Linked DNA regions of Mus musculus: region 1 is linked to region 2. Evidence: chromatin contacts called from ENCODE Hi-C or POLR2A ChIA-PET data. All regions are on one chromosome and are shown on one strand. The core of a region is the stretch at or near the end of the contact, and the rest is flanking DNA. Distances in the headings are between cores, read along the strand shown. Region 1 holds the start of Cacul1 (CDK2 associated, cullin domain 1). Region 2 holds the start of Prdx3 (peroxiredoxin 3).

Evidence for each region. A loop is a pair of places that touch in the nucleus more often than their neighbours do. ChIA-PET counts read pairs that join two places held with the same protein, here RNA polymerase II (POLR2A).
Region 1: a loop to region 2 is called in a map of regulatory T cell, with 3 times the contacts of the local background. The contact joins the promoter of Cacul1 here to the promoter of Prdx3 in region 2. A Hi-C loop is called at or near these places in 1 of 37 maps with a recorded cell type or tissue (regulatory T cell). POLR2A ChIA-PET finds 5 or more read pairs at or near these places in 2 of 5 experiments (both embryonic stem cell).

What each region holds. Positions count from the first base shown.
Region 1 is chr19:60,579,608-60,582,494 of GRCm38, forward strand. It overlaps Cacul1 (CDK2 associated, cullin domain 1), which reads right to left and starts at 1,416. Exons shown (of 9, transcript NM_030197.2): 1 at 721-1,416. The coding sequence starts at 1,111.
Region 2 is chr19:60,873,029-60,876,352 of GRCm38, forward strand. Prdx3 (peroxiredoxin 3) reads right to left here and starts at 1,510. Exons shown (of 7, transcript NM_007452.2): 1 at 1,404-1,510; 2 at 100-235. The coding sequence starts at 1,439.

The sequences.
Region 1 (2,887 bases), core at 166-2,665, 290 kb before region 2:
ATTCTTTACCTAGCTATGGAAGCACACTGCCTGATTGTGAACATTTTGGGGTCAGTTTTTATCTTCTATCTGCAAGTGAATTTCAAGGCAGACCGCTAAAAAGTTCAACCTGCGGTAGGATCCTGGTTACAGTCACTTGCTGAACCGCTTCTCTGGAACGTGATTTTACACATCAACTTCAAAGACTTGTAGCAGTTCCCACTACATAGTAGAAGTAACTAAGAATTCCCTGACAGGATGCAAAAACTCACAGAGAACAAAGAGTTGCTAGAGACCAACGTTCAGAAGCCCGATTTGCTAAAAGTACAGCGGCAAAGAATACAAGAACACATTTCTTTGCTCTCTGGTTGAAAAAAAAAGACGAAAGGCCTCTAACGAAATTCAAGACCGCCTTACTTTTCCCTCTCGCTCTGTAAGGTGAAACTTTGAAGGGGACACCCTAGAGAAGAGCTTACTAATGTTGAGAGATGATCAGGAGTATTAAAGATCTTTTCTAAAGCATAAGCTGAGGCTGCGCAGGTGTAACAGGCAACACTGGCTGGCTGGCCGGATACTGGCCGCAGACACCGAATCAGGGTGGGAGGGTTAAGAGAAGGAAAGAGAACTAAGCCTGGAACAAAGGAAGTGGAGTTACTCTCAGGGCGGGGGGATTCCACGAGCTGGTGTGGAGAAGCCTGGCTGGGGGGTGGGGGTGGGGTCGTGGAGGAGGGACAGACTCACGGAACTTGGAGGTGGAGGTGTTGATGTTGATAGTGGAGCTGGAGGTGGGGGCAGGGGCCGTCTTGGCCACCGCGGCGGCTGCGTCGCAGCTCTTCAACATCATGATCACCCCGTTTGGTTCCGGCAAGGGCGGAGGCCCCATCGGGAGCCCTTCCTTAGGACCCTTCCTCTCCATGGAGCCCGCGTGCACAGCCAGCAGCTGTCCCCCCGGGAGTTCTCGGCCTGGATCCGGGATGGACGACGAGGGCCGCGGCGGCGGCGGCGGGGGCAGCGGCGGGGCCGGCGGAGGCTGGCGGAAACTGTCCGCGGCGGCCTCCCAGTTGTTGTGATTCTGGTCGTCCATCATTGCCTCGTAGGTGAGCATTTCCTCCTCCTCCATGCTCTCCTCCATCCCGCCGGGCCGCGGCTTCCCAGGCACCTGCCCGCCCACCTCAGCCCCCGGGCCTGGGAGCGCAGAAGCCGCCTCGAGTTCACATCGCCCGGAGCCCTCGCGGGTGCGGCGGAAAATCCAGTGGCGCACCGAGCGCTTTCGCCCTCCGTCAAGACGACTCCGCCGGAGGAACCGCTGACTGAGGTGGGCACTCCCGGGGTCTGGTTCTGAGAGGCAGCCGCAAAGGGCTGACGTCCCTCACGACATTTTACAGCAGTTTCTTCTGGCCTTTGGAAAGGGCTCTGGGGGAGCGGCCAGGAAGGCACGTGATGCGAGGGACGGCCTGGAGAAAGCTGGGCGAAAAGGGGGCGGGAGCTATGAGTCACCTCAAGGCGAATGCACCCAGCGGCGCGATTCCCTCTCCCTCCCCTCCCCACTCCCCCCTCCCCATCAGTTTAGACCAGGTGTCCAGACCCGGATTCGCTGGCCCCGCCCCCGGCCGACATTACGTGATAAAGGACTTTGGTCTGCGCACGCGCATTCTCTAACTTGTTGCCACAACTAGTCTGGGTGTGCCCGAGAGTGGACCCAAAAACGGCGCACCAACGCTCTTATGTTTAACAGCCCCCTTCCCTTTTCTTTTTTAGTCTTTTCGTCTTTTCTTTTTTCTTTTTGTACTCCAAACTGGGCTCCAACTAACTCCAAGCAGTCCTCTTTCCTCAGCCTTCTGAGTGTCCCTTCATACCCCATGCTGGCTAACCTTTCCATAGTGAGGGTCCCCCACCGACACAGGCTTTTTGCCACCCAGACCTTGACCTCGCAGCCTGAGCCTTTGCTTGGGGAATGAAAGGACAGTGTGGCAGTAGGCCCTGGGTACAGACTCCAAAGGGTAGACTGTTGGTGTGTGCCGTTTTTTAGCCCTAGGTATCCCAAACTAAGAAGGACAGAATATTGATTCAGAAATTGCACAATATACATTCCTTCCCAGAGTATGTGAAACATTTACAAAAGATAAACATACTGTGTCTCTAAGCAAGTGTCTCTGCATGTCTGAGGACTGACATAACCACATTCTCTGACCACTGTGCAGTTAGAAACTATTAGGGTTCTCTAGAGTCACAGAACTTATGGAATGTCTCTATGTATTAAGAGAAATTATTGGGATGAATGACAGTCTGCAGTCCAGCTAACTTAGCAATGGCCAGCTGTGATGGGGAGCTCTAAGAATCTAAGTAGTTGCTCAATCCCACCAGGCTAAGTCAGCTGGTCTTCTGTATAAACTAGAATCCTGAAGAAATAGGTTCCAACAGATGTGTTGGCAAGTGCAAGCAGGCAAAGAATGAATGCTTTTTCCATTGTCCTTATGTAGACCTCCAGCAGAAGGTGCGGCCCAGATTAAAGATGTGTACCACCATGCCTGGACCTAAGCTTTTGTTTAATGGAACTTGCTCTGTCTCAGGCTGGGCTTGAACTCAGAGATATGCTTGCCTCTGTCTCCTGGGATTAAATGTGTATACCATCTTGTCTGGGCCTAAGCTTTTCCTGGGCACTGTGCCTCAAGTTCTAGATCAAAAGTGTGTGTCATCCCATGTCAAGACCTGGGTGTCTTCCAGCTTCAAGATCGGGATTGCAGGTGTTCCCTCCATTTCTGGATTGTAGTTCATTCCAGGTGTAGTCAAATTGACAAACCAGAAATAGCCATCACAGAAACCATTAACTGAAGGATAACTGGTAAGTCCCCACTGTGTTAATCTTTTATCAACTCATCAATCTGAAAGTGACTATGAAAACTTTTAG
Region 2 (3,324 bases), core at 260-2,759:
TAAAATCTCCAAGGACAAGCCTCAAGTATAGCCAGGGTCCAGAGTGGCTGATAAGGGTTTCCTTTTACCTGGATATGACTAGAGCACAGTAACACTTACTGGTGCTAAAGGCTGACTTTCCTTGGGCAGAGGCAGACCACAGTATGTCTGTCAAACAGGTTCTTCTAGAAGCAACAGGCCTAAGAACTGTTGAGGCAGAAATACTCCGGGAAATAGCACTTGCATGACGAGCAACCTGGAAAGAAAAATGCTTTCAATTAGGAAGGCTTTCCGAAAGGGTGACTGAATTCTGCCTTGCTGCTGTCATCCTTTGTTAACGACCCTTTTCCCAACGAAACAGATACCAAATCAAATTAAGAGCATGGGTTGAGTCTACAAGAAAATCATAAGAATAAAGCTTCAAGAATAAAAAATCTCCAAAATTTCAGGAAGGCTAGGCCAGGCTGAGTAGTTGTACCCTCCCCCACCTGGAGCTAACTGCTGCATCATGTAGCCACATCAAGGTTTTTCTCAGAAAAAGTCCCTTCCAGGCTCTCAGTCAAGGAATAGGGTGAAGTTCATGCACTGGGAGTGTTTGGCCCAAGCTCAAGGTTAGTAGTGTTTGCTCAACTTTGATGTCCAACATGGGACAGGAAATTAAGGGCTGAGCCCGGCGATGAGAAAGGAGAGGAGGATGGCTGGCAAGAGGACAGACAGTAGGCTGCTACTAGAGAACAGCAGATACCAAGGCAGAGTCCAGCCTGAGTGTGGGAGTAGAAAGAGGCTCCTGTTACTGTTTTTACTCCCGTTACTTTGTTTATACTCAGACTTAAGTATGAGCCCACAGCCATGTCGAGATGTAGGAAAAACTAAGGTTCAGAAATGTGAAGTCAAGCCAGACAGCACTCCAGAGGCAGAGGCAGTCGGATCTCTGTGAATTCCAGACTAGCCTGAACTACAGAGCGAGTTTCAGGATAGCCAGGGGATACACTGAGAAACCCCGTCTCGAAAAACCACACACACACACACACACACACACACACACACACACACACACACACACACACACACACACACGTGTATCTTGGCCAAGGTCATATTTGGTGACAGATCCTAGAACACAGTAGTCAGCATACTGGCCTCAAAAGTCAGGCCTGGGTGCTTTAGTGAAGAAACAGCAAGGGGACCATCAAGCACAAGGACTTGTTGGAGAGCACATCACCCACGGGGATAGTGTAAAGGCTGTCCTGCGCAGGGGCTAGGGCCTTTCTAGCCGCAGGAGGCCTAGAGGTCCCCGAGCTGAGAACTCCCTCCCATAGGAGCTAGTGGGCAGCAGACCTAAGGGTGCGCGATCCGGTCCTGGAAACAAGTGCGGGCCAGAGTCGCTGTTGTGTCATGCGCCTGCCCAGCTGCCAGCCACTCACCGAGGACCAGAGCAACCTTCCCGCAGCTGCCGCCATCTTCAGAGCACGCAAGAGGCACGATAGGCGGAGATACCGAGGAGTAGCCGGAGCACGCCGGGTGTGCTTCTGCCTGGGGCGTGGCTTCTGCTCCGGGCTTCCCTATGAGGGCGGGGCCTCAGCGAGGCGGGGCTTACGAGGAGTGGGTGGAGGAGGGGTGTGGTTTATGCAAAGAGGCTGGACCTGGGTGTGTGGTTGTGACTTAGGGGAGAAGCCGTAGAACCACTCCTTCCAGCTCAGGGGGAAATTTCCCTTTGACCTCCTGAATACCTGAATGCTTGGATTCCTATTTATGGTACCGACGTATAAAGATCAAATTCAATTTAGGAAGTAGACACTTATTGACATTTCCTGTTGATTTTGTTTCGCTAATTTAGAGTAGTAGAAAGTGTCTGTCTGTGAAAGAATCCAGTTCCCTTTCTATCTCAGGTGGGATCTTCTGCCTTCTGCATTCAGTGGAACAAACTTAGTTATCTGAGTTCTTTAATAAGCTAAGCGACTTAGGGACATCAGAGTTTAGTGTGCTTGAAAACCTTTGATATTGTGTGGGGGCGTTCATTTGGCCTCTCCTCAAAATTGGGATAATTGGGACACATTTTAAATCAATTTATTTGTTAACGCAGATACCAAGTAATGATTGGAGGGCACGGTTTTGAAGTACCACATCAAACACAGAATAAAATTCACATGATAACCACACTAAATGCCATGTCTAAGCTGGTATTTTCCAAGCACTGTTCTGTTACTAATATAGTTTCTCACATCTGCATATTATCTAAATAATATTTTCTTTATGCTAGCTCATTTTAAAGTGCAAATAATCTTATGGGAAAAGAAATGTTAAGTAGGAAATAGTTAAACTTCTACTTATAACAGTATAAATAGAAGGGAATTAAAAATAAACACACTAGTGCAAAATACTGCAAAGTTCCAGCTAGATACAGTTATTTGCTGAAAGTCCGAGTTTTGTTGAAAAGAAAGAGAAGGTGGTCAGAGGCATTCATTTGTAGGTCAGATGATTGAAAGAAACCTAAAAACATTTTGAGTTTCTCATACTGAGATCTGATGTTATTATTTATTTATTTTGCTCTCTACTATATCAGAAATATTCATAAAAGAAAAAAATTATAAATCTAGCTGTCCATGAACCATTAGCTGCTACACAGTGTACCTGTCTTGTGGAGAAAAAAAAAAAGCCTTATACCTAAAGAGACATCTCAACAAGTTCCTCACAGCACTTGCCTTGAACTTAACTGGTACCCAGTGTATGTGTTTGGTGTTCAAGTCTGTGATGGAATATAATTCAGACATAAAAAAGGATGAAGGCTGAGCTTGATGGCTTATACTTGTAATTTCAGCACTTGAGAGGCTGAGGCAGGAGGATAGCCAAGAGTTCAAGGCCAGGCTTTGCTACAGATTAAGATCCACTTGAAACAAAACAAAACTCTGAAGTGTGATAGCACAGGTCACCTTCTTGCCTGTACTTGCTTCTTCTTCTTTTTTTTTTTTTTTAAGATTTATTTTATTATTATTTATTTGTTATATGTAAGTACACTGTAGCTGTCCTCAGACACTCCAGAAGAGGGAGTCAGATCTCGTTAAGGATGGTTGTGAGCCACCATGTGGTTGCTGGGATTTGAACTCCTGACCTTTGGAAGAGCAGTCGGGTGCTCTTACCCACTGAGCCATCTCACCAGCCCCCTACTTGCTTCTTCTTAGTACTGAGGTTACAAGTGTACTCTTACTCATATTACAAATATAGGTAGAATTTGCTTTTGGAGTAGTGAAAACATCATGTGATTAATGGAGCTGAGAATTATAGAACATTAGATAATGGTAGGTTATATCTCTAAGAAACAAACATCTTCAAGAGGTACAGAACCTA